Regions from separate parts of the Homo sapiens genome. Here region 2 is linked to region 1. Evidence: read pairs that join two places in POLR2A ChIA-PET (ENCODE). Cell type or tissue: A673. All regions are shown on one strand.

What was found. ChIA-PET counts read pairs that join two places held together with the same protein. Peaks named below come from ENCODE experiments on the same cell type or tissue, not always from the same donor. Only the 100,000 strongest peaks of a DNase experiment are listed, where the experiment ranks them.
Region 2: POLR2A ChIA-PET joins it to region 1 with 11 read pairs; 2 of 35 experiments call an interaction of 5 or more read pairs at or near these places.

Annotation. Positions count from the first base shown.
Region 1 is chr9:14,415,384-14,423,383 of GRCh38, forward strand. It overlaps a transcript of NFIB not described here. Among named protein-coding and RNA genes, the nearest start is that of TRH-GTG1-6, 15 kb to the right of the region's middle. In A673, no CTCF peak of the experiment used is centred here; DNase peaks (open chromatin) are centred at 3,038 and 3,618; H3K4me3 peaks cover 1,121 bases; H3K27ac peaks cover 2,485 bases.
Region 2 is chr9:14,044,901-14,052,900 of GRCh38, forward strand. No RefSeq gene overlaps it. Among named protein-coding and RNA genes, the nearest start is that of LINC00583, 120 kb to the left of the region's middle. In A673, no CTCF peak of the experiment used is centred here; no DNase peak of the experiment used is centred here.

The sequences.
Region 1 (8,000 bases):
TATGTTACAATGTAACATAATCACATGAATGACATCCCATCACCTTTACAATATTCTATCAACTAGAAACAAGTCACAGGTCCTGCCCACACTCAAAGGCCGGTGACTGCACAAAGTGTGAATAGCAGGAGGCCACCTCAGAGGCTGTCTAATGCTGTCACCAAGAGGAAAAGGCATTGTCCAATTTCCCTTTGAATTTTCCAATTCATTTTCTGTTCTAGCCCAAGAGGTCTAGAAGTTTCATAATCTGTTAATTAGAGACATGAAGCTTAGGGAAGATGAAGGGAAGTAGAAAGAACTGCATTTAAGAGAAAGTAAAAAAGATAATCACTCTCTCCATATGGACTGTGGAAATGGTGATGTCGGTGTCCAACAATAGCTCCTTAAATCCCTCAAGTCCCACCAAGATGGCTTTGGGGAAGGTAATCAAAGGAGACACCCCCGTATGGTACAGGCCTAATTCAGCCATCTTTGGACCTAATGGTTTGAAGCCTTACAGATGGAAATTGGCCACTGAGCCATGAGCAAATCTGTCTGTCTGTGGGTTAATAGGGGAGATAACTCTAGTCTCCTTTAAATACATACAGGATTATTATTAAGACACCATCCGACTAGTCTCTATTCCTTCTAAAGAAGAACCAGGGAGAAATGGGCTTGAATTTCAGCAAGAAGAAATTTGTATAAACCTAAGAAAAAAAGTCTAAACAGCAATGGTGAGTAAGCACTGAAACAAGCTATAAAACAAAGCTATGAAGTACAGTCATGCACCACATAACCACTTTTAGGTCAATGTCAAACCACATATACCATAATGGTCCCATAGATTATAACAGAGCTGAAAAAGTCCTATCACTTAGTATTTACTCTACTTTTTATTGTTATTTTAGAGTATACCTCCTTCTACTTATTTTTAAAAAGTTAACTGTAAAAGCCTAAGGCAGGTCCTTCAGGAGGTATTCCAGAAGAAGGCATTGTTAACATAGGAGGTGACAGCTCCGCATGTGTTACTGCCCCTGAAGACCTTCCAGTGAGACAAGAGGCGGAGGTGAAAGATAGTAATAGTGATGACCCTGACCCTGTGTAGGCCCAGGCTAATGTGTGTGTTTGTGTCCTAGTTTTTAACAAAAAAAAAAATTACAAATAAAAGAAAAAATTAAAATACAAGAATGCTTACAGAATAATAATATAAAGAAAAAATTTTTTACAGCTGTACAATGTGTGTTTTAAGCTGCATTATTACTAAACGGTTAACAAGTTAAAAAAATTAAGTTTACAGGGTAAAAATGTTACAAGTAAGCTAAGACTAATTTATTATTGAAGAAAGAAAAAATTTTAATATAAATGTAGTGTGGCCCAAGTGCACAGTCTTTATAAAGCCTACAGTAGTGTACAGTAAAGTCCTAGGCCTTCACATTCACTCACCCCTCACTCACTGACTCACCTAGGGCAGCTTCCAGTCCTGCAAGCTCCATTCATGAGAAGAGCCCTGTATAGGTATACTATTTTTACTTTTTTTTTTTTTTTTTTGAGAAGGAGTCTTGCCCTGTTGCCCAGGCTGGAGTGCAATGGCATGATCTCAGCTCACTGCAACCTCCGCCTCTCGGGTTCAAGCGATTCTCCTGCCTCAGCCTCCCAAGTAGCTGGGATTACATGTGTGTGTCACCACACCCGGCTAATTTTTTGTATCTTTAGTAGAGACAGGGTTTCACCATGTTGCTAGGCTGGTCTTGAACTCCTGACCTCGTGATCTGCCTGCCTCAGCCTCCCAAAGTGCTGGGATTACAGGTGTGAGCCACCACACCCGGCCTTAAATCTTTTATACTGTATTTTTTACTGTACCTTTTCTGTGTCTAGATATGTTTAGGTACACAAATACTTACCATTGTGTTATAATTGCTTACAGTATTCAGTATGGTAACATGTTGTACAGGTTTGCTGCCTAGGAGCAACAGGCTATACCACAGAGCCTAGGTGTATAGCAGGCTACACCATCTGGGTTTGTGTAAGCACACTGTATGAAGTTCACACGATAATGAAATTGCCTAATGATGCATTTCTCAGAACGTATTCATCGTGACTGTATCAGTCTCCTGAGATTTTAAAAAATAAACTGGACACCTACCAAGATGATGGTCCAAATGCAGTGAAGTAGTTGGGCTGGAAGACCTTCCCCTATGCTCAGCACATGGTAACACCTCAAAAACAAATATTTATTAAAGATATTGAAGTTTCTTTGCTGTTGTTGATGACTAACCAGATAGAAGTATTTTAAACTGAGATCCTTAGACTACCTCTGTCAAAATCATCTGGGGTATTATTTAAAATACAAGTTGTTAGGTATAGTTCTAGGTGTCATAAATTAAAATCTCTTGAGTTAGGGCCTAGGAACAGTTTTTTTTTTTTTTTTTTTTTTTGAGACGGAGTTTCACTCTTGTTGCCCAGGCTGGAATGCAATGGTGCGATCTCGGCTCACTGCAACCTCTGCCTCCCGAGTTCAAGTGATTCTCCTGCCTCAGCCTCCCGGGTAGCTGGGATTACAGGTGCCCCCCACGCCCAGCTAATTTCTCGTACTTTTAGTAGAGATGGGGTTTCACCATGTTGGTCAGGCTGGTCTTGAACTCCTGACCTCAGGTGATCCACCCACCTCGGCCTCCCAAAGTGTTGGGATTACAGCGCGGTGAGCCACCGCGCCCAGCCAGGAACAGTTTTTTTAAACAAGCACCCCAGGAAGTGTTAATGTACTCATTAAAGTCTGAGGACCACTGTAAATGTAATATAATCTATATCAGAACTTCAATTTCTTTATTCACATCTTCTCGTCCCTGCACCCCCACCCTCAACCCCACATTTCAAAGAAATAAATACTGCTTCCTCCTTTGAGCAGCGAAAAAAGCATCTCACAGCCCCCTGGCTTTCATGCCTAAATACAGCTCAGCAACCAAACTATATGAACATCCACAATGGCTCCCACCATGCTGTTTCCCCAGGGAAGTTACATAATAGGTTTCTGGCACATACCACTGTTACTAGAATTACAAATGAACCCCCACCCCCATCTCTCCAGGAGTCTCGTGTGTTGAGTAAAACCACAACAATATATCTGCTGCTTAGAACCAGGGTGAAAAGAGTAGGGGTATGCTTGGAGAAGTGTGTGTGGTTTGCTGCATGGAAACTCAGTGCACCATCCTACCAGCTGCAGAGTCTGCGTGTGAGCCCTGTGTCTCTACATACTGGACTTGAATTTTTGCAAGACCCTATTAGGGTCCCCAGGAGAGCTCTCATATGAAGTCCAAGAAATCTGAGGAAAACGTGCAGCTTACATGATGGACTAATTTCATTTCAATAAAATTCCCATATTACATTCAATGTGCCTGGCTTTATTAAGTTTTGTCATAAACGCTGGGAACACTTCCAAATTTAGGCTTGCACAATTATTTTTATTGGTGCGTTAACTAAAAATGGTATATGCATAAGTCAGAGTGTACATTTGACTTCATCTGGGGAGCTAAAATGAGCTTTAGGTTGATTTATAGTCATTTTACCCCAGTAAATGAGATACAGGAAATAGGGGTTAGAGTTTCTGATCACAGCATTTCTAAATCCATCCCAGTTCCATCCACGGCTCTGCCATGTATCTAATGAATTTAAATTCCAAATGTCTATCGGCAACCTGCAAAGTCACCAAACAAAGAGGCTGGCTTACTTTCAGACCCAGAGCCATCCAAACTGGGCAAAAAAATAGAGGTTTGTTGCACTAAAGTGGGACTGGGGAGCTCTCGGTGCTTTGAAAGGTTTTAATTGCTATGGAAAAAATCCTTTCAAAGATTTTTTTCCCTCAACATGGGCCCCTTGGAAACTTTTCATAGGGGAACTGTAAAATATTTATACAGCTAGCAGCACTGTTAAAAAAAAAAAAAAAAGCAAGAAAGAAAGAAGCATAGCACTGAATGAAAAGCAGACTTGAAGTGAGCCTTGCAGATTCAGGGGACCAGGGAGGGGAGGTTGCTGTGATTCCAACCCCTGGAAACAGGATTAATCCCTACCAACCATGCCCACAGACAGGGCCCACTTCACCGGCATGTGACCTGGCACTTAGAAGCGTCCTGCGTCTAGTTGAATGCTCTGCTGTAGCCATTTTGAAATTTTTGATTTTTGAACAAGAGACCCCGTGTTTTAATTTTGCAACGAGCCCTGTTACGTTACGTAGCCTTGCATGTTACGTAGCTGGCCCAGCTCACAGAACTTCCCCAGGACCGCTGTCTTCAGACATTTCAGTATGGTCCTCCCACCCCTTCCTCCCTGTTGGCTTTTCTTTTGCTTTCTTTTTCTGGAGGTATCCACAACACCGACCCTTTGACAGTCCTCAGTGGCATCTGCTCCACTTCCCATCGGTATGTCTGGCTGGCATACACACTGCCCACGCAGCTTTGTCACCCCAGGACATATGAGGCGAACAATCCATATTCAAAACCCTAGAAAACATGAACCTGAGCTTGTGAATAGACCAAAAAGTATAGAATTTTGTAGTTTAAAGGAACTACAACATTCTTGTTTTGTAGAGTAAATTAGTCCTGGAGAGAGGAAGGAAATTTCCCAAGGCTACTTCATTTATTAATATCAGGTTGGGGACAGGACCTGATATACATGCTGCTAGCTCACTCTGCAGGCTCTATAAAAAGGGTTAAGATGAACAAGTATAGTCCCCAAACTGTCCCCAAACTCATGTGAACTCTGGCTTCAGTCTTTTCTCAACACTTCAATCAACAATGACGTTATTAAAGAGCCGGGCGTGCTGGCACACGCCTGCAATCCCAGCACTTTGGGAGGCCGAGAAGGGCAGATCACTTGAGGTCAGGAGTTTGAGACCAGCCTGGCCAATATGGCGAAACCTCATCTCTACTAAAAATACAAAAATTAGTGGGCTTGGTGGTGTGCGCTTGCAATCCCAGCTTCTTGGGAGGCTGAGAGGGGAGGATCACTTGAACCCGGGAGGTGGAGGTTCCGGTGAACTAAGATCACACCACTGTACTCCAGCCTGGGCAACAGAGCGAGACTCCGTCTCAAAAAAAAAAAAAAAAAAAAAAAAAGATGCTATCAAAGAAAGGCTGGAAAGATAATCATTTTCTCCACACCAACCCCCCAAATATTTTCATTCCTCCCACTCCTTATCTTTTACTGATGAAGATATTTGGTAGCAAAAACAACAGATGTAAATTGCATGACCTCTTCATGGCTCTAGCCTACCACTGATGCTGTCAACCTGGTAACCCTGTAGAAAGGAAGAGAAGAATCCAAGGGCCCAGAAAACCCGCAAAGTGGATAATTAACACCAGAGAAATCAAGATTTGGCCACTTCATCATAGCTAAAATACTAAGGGGCAGGATGAGACACAGTCCCGAAACTTCCTACCAGGGGAAATGGGTTGCAGAATTACTACTATCTCGTCAATCAGGAGGGAACCTCTTGTCTCAAGGCTGACTTAATTGCCATAATTCAATTAACATGCTTCCACTAATTATATAAGCTTTTAGATGACAGTTCAACAGTAGCACCACTGAGAGTAAGCCATTTTTTTTTTCGTTTTTAAACTTAGTCTTAGTTAATTATAAGTAAATTGCATTGGTTTCTTTTTCACATCCTGCCTTCAACTATTTTGTTACAAAATAATATCACATAATTTAAGAGCTCTGGATCTTTGGCAAAAAAAAAAAAAATAAGGCATGTATACCATGTGCAAAACTGTAGCATTCATAAAGAGACAAGCCCCTTCTTTTCTTTCTTCCTTCCTGTTTTTCTTCCTTCATTTCTTTCTAGATGCCAATTCTTATGAAATATTAAATGAGATAAATAACAATCATATTAATTGAAATGAACATCTATTTTATAAATTCTCAGATCTAGAACAATGTCTGGCTCAATACAGATTTGTTAAATAATTATAAATGTTAATTATTGGATGAGATACTTTGGGGCATGGTAGAGAAAGTCTGAGGAGGGCTAAAAGCCCTAAGATCTAATTTAACAGAGTGTATATGTTCTTTCATAAGATAAGATGTAAAAGCAGGAACACAACAAATCAGTCAAAAACTACCTGGAATTTGAAGATACTGAAGAGGAATGCAGAGTATACATCATGAAAATGGTAAATCAGATTAACTCTTCCATTGAGAAAGATAAGAAGATGGGTTTTCAATGTCAGTTATCTTATCTACATACAAATGAAAGTTGACAAATGTAAATTACTTGCTACAAACCAATGGACAGAGGATCCATCACAGTTGGATACATTTCGACAAAGCAAAGGATGCCACACTAGAATTGGCCCAGTGCTAATTTGCATAACAGCAAAGATTCATTTTGATACACCTTTATAGAGTTCATTTTCAATGAAAGTGCATATTCTTTGTACCAAAGCATACCCAATTCTTCTATATTTTCATGATTTATGATTGAGCAGAAATCTACAGGTATGTCAGAAATTTTAATAGATATTCAGGACTCCAAAGATAATTCATGAGAGCAGAATTAGAATTGCTACTTTTTTTTTCCTTGAGGGCTATTTTTTTCACTTTTCTACCTAGCACTTCATTTTACTCAGACCAAAAGTTTCTCTTATGTATTTTGATGAGGCCACAGGAAGTATGAAGAGTACAGAAAAAGTAATTATATTCCCACTAATATAATCATATAAACAGGCTAGTGTTAGCTCAGTTAGTGAGAAAAAGACATTTTAAAGTGGAAGCAGCCACCATGCTATGTAGGGTTAACATGACAAAGGAGACTCCGACCCAGGAAGATGAGAATAACAACTCCCCATCTTCAGGTCTCAGACTGTCAGATCCTTATGGAAACTTTCCTGCCTTTTCCCCAGATGTTAGGCCTCTGGTTATTGGCCACTTTTACTTGTAGAACACTGATCAGTTGAAATTCATTAATTATTAGCAGTCCATGAATGCTTGTTCTTCCAAAAGGCCTGAATGTCCCTGGAGTCCATGTTTGCTCACCATAATGTTTCTGGCCTGGTGCTTCTCTGCCTGCTCTAAGTATTCTTATGGAGTCAGGAAAAGAAAGTAAGGCTCCTTTCTCATTCTGCCAAAGCCCCCGTATTAGCTGGAACTCTTTCAATTGCACGTGATAAGCATCTAGCTTAAATTACTTTAAGAAGGCAATAAGGCTTAAAGGCCAACACACTTATAAAACCCAACCTTGAAAAGGCCAGTCTTGAGACAATATCCTTTCACTTTCCACTCAAGACACTCCAAGGAAGGATTCAGATTGGCTCAGCATAGGTCATGGGTCCACATCTTGGACTAATCTCTTTGGCTAGAAGAATATGGTACAAAATCCACCCAACCAGAATCCAGTGACCACTTCTGCGACTGAGGAAGGTGCAGAGTGCTGTGTTCCCAGCCCTGCCAGCCATAGATAGCCCTGTGTTGTGGGAGAAGTTGAAAGTAGCAAGAAGGGAAGGGTCAGGAGGATGCTGGGCATGTAAAACAAAGATGCACATGGAGGCCCCCAGCCTCCATCTAGAGGAAGATGAAATGTTTCTACAGTTCTGGATTTTCAATAACAACAGCCTTGATATGGGCAGCTTTTATTTTATTTCATTTTTTAAGAGCTATATGGATTCATAACAGTTCAAATGATCATTTCTATCTCTATTAGACCCTTTTGTAAAAAAAAGTATGCCCACATGCCAGTAGCAATATTTAACAATTTAATTCAGAGTGCTACCATTAGTTACTTTTGATTGACTTAGAAAATAATACATACATCATGTTTTATTTTGAGGAAAAGTCTGAGAGTAGTAATCAGATCGGGGCAAAACGTACTCATCTACTTCATTCTTAAGGATGGTTTATTGCTCCTATCCATGGGAGCACGGAGTGACCAGTAATATCTGATTCTTCTGGGACCCCAGAACTCCTTGCTGTTTTCCTGTGTGCTCAGATGTTTTCTCGTGCTAAAGCTATACATGTAAATCAAGCCCTCTTAC
Region 2 (8,000 bases), 370 kb before region 1:
TAAATTAATTTTTATAACCATGTTGAAATAATTTGCTATCAATTTGGGAAAAAAAGTTAAACTTATAATTCCTATCATATCCCCAAATAAACTCCAGATTACTAAAAAAATTCCTTAATATACAAAACAAAACAATAAAAATATTAGAAAAGCACACTGGAAAACATAGAAGTCACAAAAAAAGAACAAAAAATGAAAATTTAAACTTTTATGACAAGTGGTATCATTAATAAATTAAAACACATGTAATAAGTTGAAAAAATATTTGCAACATATATAAGGGACAAAAAATAAAGACTCAAAAACTGTAAAGAGATTTTAACAAATCAGTAAGAAGCAGACAAATCATCCAACAGAAAACAGGTGAAGGATATGAACAGGCAATTCACAGAAGAAGAAACGCAAGGATATATAGAAAGTATGTGTAAAATTTTGTTTCACTTCACTATTAACCAGTGAGTTATTTTCTCTCATCAAATGAGCCAAAATTAAATTTTGAGAATGTGCATTGTTGTGATGGTGTGGGAGAAAAGGCATTTCATGTTTCGTTGATGGGAGTGCAATTTGGAAAACCTAAACTCTGCCTTTGGGAGATAATTTGGCAATATTTATCTAATTACATGTAATAAATATTTGCTTGATCAATTACATTCTTAGAAATCTCTCCTTCAAAAATACTCTCACATAATTACACAAACCTTAAACAACCTAACTGTGCATCTATTAGTTGAAACATCTTTAATAACCTTAATAGTATATCTATTTTATGGAATAATATGCAACAATTAAGAATAATCAAATATGTTGTATTTACTACTCTTAAATGATCTGTAAAGCATGTTCTTAAGTTAACCAGCAAAATAAGGCAAGTTGCAGAACACAAGTACAGTATGATTACTTTTGTGGGAAAAAAACACCTAAATACTTATATAAACACATGAAAAAAGATGTAGAAAGATGCATTCCAAATGTTTCTCCAAGGAGGGGGAAGCTGGATGAGAAAGGATGAAGGAAACATTTGCTTTTTATTCTGCCTAGTTTAGTTTGTTTATTTGAAGAATATATATTTGGATTACTGGTATAACTTTTAAGTTCTTGAACATGCAGGGGAATATAAAGCAGAACAAGTATATACGAACATTAAAAGAAAAAATGCATCACAGCCACCTTTTTTTTCCTTTTTTTAGACGGAGTCTTGCTCTGTCATCAGGCTGGAGTGCAGTGGCGTGATCTCGGGTCACTGCAACCTCTGCCTCCCGAGTTCAAGCGATTCTCCTGCCTCAGCCTCCCGAGTAGCTGGGACTACAGGTCGCGCCACCACACCCAGTTAATTTTTGTGTTTTTAGTAGAGACGGGGTTTCACCATGTTGGCCTTGATCTCTTGACCTTGTGATCCACCCTCCTCAGCCTCCCAAAGTGCTGGGATTACAGGCGTGAGCCACCACGCCCAGCCACAGCCACTTTTTGACATGTCACATATCTCATTGGCAGAGTTAGGATATTGGAACACAGTAACTGGTGAACAGAAAACAATCATCCCATTCTCGCCTCTGGTTCCTTGTAACTGGCACCAATCACATTTGTAGACTTCTTTAGAGTTTACTTTATAAAATATTTCAATAATAATAACGCTTTGTATCTGTAAAATACAAAGCAATTTCTTATTTATTTTTGTCTTTGATCAGGAAAATTGAGCAAATATTATTATACACACAGTTTTCTAGGGAAGGAGATAAGACTCAGTGGAATGTCTAAAATTGCAGAGCAAGTATAGTCTTCATCCTTGCCTCTTGTTCCTACTTCCATTGCTTTCATACAACACCAGAGTGAAGTTCCTTGAATCAAAATACTGTAGTTAATAGACTTATATATTCTATGAGTTGAACTTATATCTGACAGCAGGAATATGGTTATTGATGAACAACAACATTCCTATTGGACATTTCTACACGTAACATTGTCCCAAAGTCTGAAATTAGCAACAAAATGCCTGTTCACATCCTCTATTGATATTCTATTGGTTTATTTGCCTGTTTTTTATTGATTTGTAATATCTCTGTATATTTTTTAGAACTTTATCCTTCGTCCTTTAGATATGTTGCAAATCGTTTTCTAATCTGTTACATGTATTTTAATTTGAACTCATTTGTAATAAAACGTTTAATTTTTATTGTTCTTGTTCTTTTTTTATATAACATATAAAATGTTTTCCAATATACTTTTCTTATTCTCTGGCAAAGCTAAGAACTCACATGACTTGCCCAATATCACATGGCTAATTAAGAGCAGAATCGAGCTTAGAACCTAGTTCTCCTGAACCCAGGGCCAGTAATCCCTCCACCACAGTATGTCTTACCTTCTTACCACAATCCTGCCACACAGTTCATCTTTATTTTTTGTATTTGAGGTATTGTGCGTACAGAATATGTGACCAGAGATGGATGAAATTTGAAGTTTAAGTTTCTTGGCACTTCCTCTTAAAAGCATTCAAAATATAAGAGATTATGATAAACTTTAGCCCCATGGCATAGGTACAGAGCCCAGGCTTAAAGGGATCCTAGGCCTGAAAAAGGCTTGGAGAAAATTCATTCCGGTGGATTTATCTTTTACATGAAGGAATAGAAGCCTAAGGAGGTAAAGAGATGTTTTTTCCACGTTCACTGCCAAAGTGTCGTAGATAGATGCAAAATGCTGTTCTCCTCCCATTTTCCTGTTCTGTCTCATAGATTAGATTTCACCAAGCAAAGGAATTCCGGGACAAGCTAAGAGAGGAGAGGATACTCTCTTAAAAATCTGGAAGAAGGGAAAAATCCAAATTTGAAAAACTACAAAAGAAGGATAAAAAAGCAGAACTATTGAGATGAAATTGGTCACAATCTCTATTTTATAATTGGAGATTAGTTCATTTATTTGAGTTTGAATCTGTCATCTAATACTTTTCTTTTTTCTACCTATTTTATGTTTATTTTTCATTACTTTCTGGCTTTCTTTTTAATTAATTAACATTTTATTATTTTATTTTCCCCCTTATTAATAAGCTTTGTTAGTTTACCCTTTTTAAAGTGGTTAAAAGATTACACTATGTGTCCAACAATGATAGACTGGATTAAGAAAATGTGGCACATATACACCATGGAATACTATGCAGCCATAAAAAATGATGAGTTCATGTCCTTTGTAGGGACATGGATGAAATTGGAAATCATCATTCTCAGTAAACTATCACAAGGACAAAAAACCAAACAACCCATGTTCTCACTCATGGATGGGAATTGAACAATGAGAACACATGGACACAGGAAGGGGAACATCACACTCTGGGGACTGTTGTCGGGTGGGGGGAGCGGGGAGGGATAGCATTAGGAGATATACCTAATGCTAAATGACGAGTTAATGGGTGCAGCACAGCAGCATGGCACATGTGTACATATCTAACTACCCTGCACATTGTGCACATGTACCCTAAAACTTAAAGTACAGTAATAATTTAAAAAAAAAGAAAATACAAAAAAAAAAAAAGAAAATGTGGCACATATACACCATGGAATACTATGCAGTCATAAAAAAATGATGAGTTCATGTCCTTTGTAGGGACATGGATGAAGCTGGAAACCATCATTCTCAGCAAACTATCGCAAGGACAAAAAATCAAACACCGCATGTTCTCACTCATAGGTGGGAATTGAACAATGAGAACACATGGACACAGGAAGGGGAACATCACACACCGGGGACTGTTGTGGGTTGGGGGGAGTGGGGAGGGATAGCATTAGGAGATATACCTAATGTTAAATGATGAGTTAATGGGTGCAGCACACCAACATGGCACATGTATACATATGTAACAAACCTGCACATTGTGCATATGTACCCTGAAACTTAAAGTATAATAAAAAATAAAAAATATATAAAAATAAATTTAAAAAAAAGAGAAACCTCTGATTGCAACAATGAGCATTTTTAACAAAAAAAAAAAGATCACACTATGTGTAATCTAGTATAAATTAGGAATCTAGTATAAATTAGTATTTTCTCCCATTCCAAACAATGGGTCTTTCAACATTTTTTTTTTTTTTTTAGGAAAAAACAGGGTCTCACTGTATCAGTGCAGTGGCATGATCAGGGCTCACTATAGCCTCAACCTCCTGGGATCAAACAATACTCCCGCCTCAGCCTCCCAAGTACACAGGACCACAGGTGTGCACCATCATGCCTGGATGATTTTTGTACGTTTTGTAGAAATGGGATTTTGCCATGTTGCCCAGACAGGTCTTGAACTCTTGAGCTGAAGAGATCTGCCTACCCTGGCCCCCAAAGTGCTGGGATTATAGGCATGAGCCACCACGCCCGGCCTAAACAGATGCTTTATGCTTGGCGTCTCAGCATTTCTCCCCATCCCCCTTATATATAAGTGCATATATCAAGGAGAAAAAGTTGCCTAGAATACCAGGTTTATCTCAATTTTTCCTTTTTTTTTTTTTTTAACAGTATCTTAAACCCACAAATACTGGCTGTCTTGGTAGAACTTTGTGGTTTAAAACAGTTTTTTATTCCCAATTACAAATATCTTCTTTAGTTATTATCACTGCAAAGTTGATCTACTTTCCAAGTCTGATCAACTGAGATGTTCAATCATTATCAGAAGCAGAACTTCTGTTGAAGAAGCTAATGTTAGAGAAAAACACTATTGATGTTTTGTACATGCCCCCAATACAAATTTCTTTATAGCTTTATTTTTAAAACACATTTTCATGAAGCTACTTATGGTATGATTACATTGAACACAGACACAAGTGAGTCTATGTATAAGGAGTGAAATCTGAAAAAGCTCTGTGGATTGTACCAATGGAATCGACTGGTTTTGGCATTGTACTATAGTTATGCAAGGTGTCAACACTGGAGAAGGCAGAGTGAATTGTCCTTTATCCAAGTTACAAAGCCAATGAAGTAGATAATTTATATAATTCTTTGCTAGATTCTTTTTTGCTTGATAACAATAGAAAATGTTTGCTTTTTTAATAAAATTGGAGTATTACAGAAATTGAAACATAGGAAATTAGACTTACTCAAGTACCATAATCCAGAGGAAATTGCTGTTAACAATATGACGCAGCTTTATCCGACTTTTTGAGGATAGTTGTGGTTTATGGAATAATTTTAAAAGTAACATTTCCTGATTCTTTTTTTGTGTCTTTTTAATAATGTGGGGTTTTTTTAAGTTTCTTTACAATAGCCTCAGGATGTATTTTAAGTTTTGAATTCCCAGAGCACATGACTCTGTTTTACTCATTTTCATTCTAACATTTTTAAATCCCCATGTACTCAGATTCTTCCATATTTGTTAGTTATCTTTTAACAATCTATTATTATTATTGTTGTTGTTATTATTTTTGAGACAGAGTCTCACTTGTTGCCCAGGCTGGAGTACAGTGGCGCGATCTCAGCTCATTGCAAACTCCGCGTCCCGGTTTCATGCAATTCTCGTGCCTCAGCCAGCCTCCTGAGTAGGTAGGATTACAGATGTGTGCCACCATGTCTGGCTAATGCTTTTATTTTTAGTAGAGATGGGGTTTCATCATGGCTGGTCTCAAACTCCTGACATCAAGTGATCCACCTGCCTCGGCCTCCCCAACTGCTGGAATTACAGGTGTAAGCCACAGCACCCAGTCACAATAATTTATTCTTAAGATGGTTTTCATCTACTATGTTCAGAGGTTTAATGCTGTCACTTGTTTTTCAGTTAGCACAATTAAATGTATATCATGTTATGTTTTTAATGTTCCTAGTTCTTGTATGTATTCATGTCTGCTCTTATATTGTGGCCAACAAATAGCCTATGGAAAACACATGGGAAAGTTTGTGTCTCTCTGTGCATTCCTTGGCAACTTCCAGTGAATATATAGTTATTTCAACATTGAAAAAAATACATCTTCCAAAAATTATCAAAAGAAACAGCATCTTTCAGAACTGTCACAGTTTTAGTCAAAATGTACCCTTCGAAACATAATAGGATAACATTTTGAACAATGCATCTAGATTACATTTGCTTTAAATTTAGAGTATTCTCTGCATAGACAAAAGGAAGAAACAATTTTCCTTTGCCATATAAATTAATGAAATTATGCCAGGGCCGTAAGTAGACTATGGGCCCTTCAAGAAACATTTTTTAAAGACAAAGATATTGGGTGAAGTTCACTGATTTCACAGATTCGTTGTTTGCAAGCATGCAAATTCAACTGGAGTAATTTCCTTTAGCCTATTAGAGCAAAGTTACAGAGAAGCCCAGTGTAATCTTCTGAATTTATGCTATCATCTGAGAAGGGATATTCTGTGACTATGAAAAGGTATAGTAGTTTGAGGCTATAGGGATGGGGGCAAATGGTATGATTACACTTTCTTTTGTGAATCAATTCCAGATGTGCCATTAGATTCTTTGAATGCTGAAGGAACAAAATATCAGTGCTAGAGAACCCATACTGGTAATCTAGTTGAATTTTCTCCTTTTACAGAGGAAGAAACTGAGACCTAGAAAGACAGATTGCCTGCACAAGTCATACAGTTTTCTTACAAAAACTAAAATACCACTTGAACCAGTGTATCATTCATATTTCAAATTAGATTAATTTGTCTTATCTTTTTAAAATGTTAATAAGATATATCAGTTCAACTTTTGTTTATTTTGGAACATTGGGGATGTTTCTTCAGTCTGACTCATCTAGAATGACAACTTTACAAACAGCCATTTCTTTTTCTTCCCTCCCAGAAGTACTAGAGTCTAGTCAGAATTTCCTCATACAGCTTAGAAGGCATGTTTCACATTTTATGAAAAACCATGCTGGAGTCTACATTATGGTGGGATAGACAAGGATGTGAGCTGGGGGTTGTGGGGAAGAAGGAAAAGAAGACAAAACCTCAATATACAGGATTATAATTCATTTCGATTCAGATATAAATTGCCAACTGATCCTCACTCAGGCTGTGAAATATAGATTACATCTGAAAAATTCTACTATTTCATTGTTACATCTAAAGAAGTAAATTGTTAAGTATTAATATGAAAAGCAAATATAGGAAAAACTCAATCTAAAGGCATATTTTGCAGTTCTACTTTGCTAAAAAGCAAACTACTTCTAACTCCCAGTTTTTAATGGTGATAGTAAAAGTCTAGCTCTTTCTTTAGGTCAAACAAGGTAATGCATATAAACGAGCTATTGAACAATAAGTAGACTGTTGTGGGTTTGTTGTATTGCTGCTGTTGTTGTTAACAGCAGCTTCTCATCTTGTAACTACAAAGTAGCTGCTTTAACGCCATAGTACTTATTAACATTCTCTCATTATTGTTAATAAAATCTTCATTTCTGAACACAGCAGGGCAGAGAAAGAGAACAGCATAAGGCAATGGCCACATCCATGCCATAGAATACACGTCAAGCATATACAATCATTTAAGCATTCAGAATGCCCAAGGAGAAATTGAATATCTGGAATTAGGTTTTAAAAAGATGTGGAAGGGGGCTGAGAGTTCATAAATTAGTATTCATCTAGAATGATCCTGTTACACTCAAAAGAAATCAACCTTTGGAGCTCACATGACATCAAGCACAAGAGGGTTTAAAAATAATACTCAAGTCAATACACATCTACGGAATGCCAAACAGTGTTACACAAGCAGTGCCATGGTGATTAAGGGAAAATCTGTGTTTAAAGCAGAATCTCTGAAGAGCAATTACCTCCTTTTCACCAAAGGTCTTCATCTGCCCCATACCCAGGTACCTAAAGTGAAAGCAAATACAACTGAAAGAAAGCAGTGGCTCTCAAGTTAGAGAATTTTAGCTAACAGACGAAACAGTCAAATATTTGCAGAACACAATTGAGAAAAGCTGTATCAGTCAGGTCAGAACAGGAAAGGTTATTCTGTGATAACAAACAGCCCACAAAAATCTCAGTGTCTTAAAACATATATTTATTTCTTGTTTAGGCAAAGTTTGCCGCCGATCAGG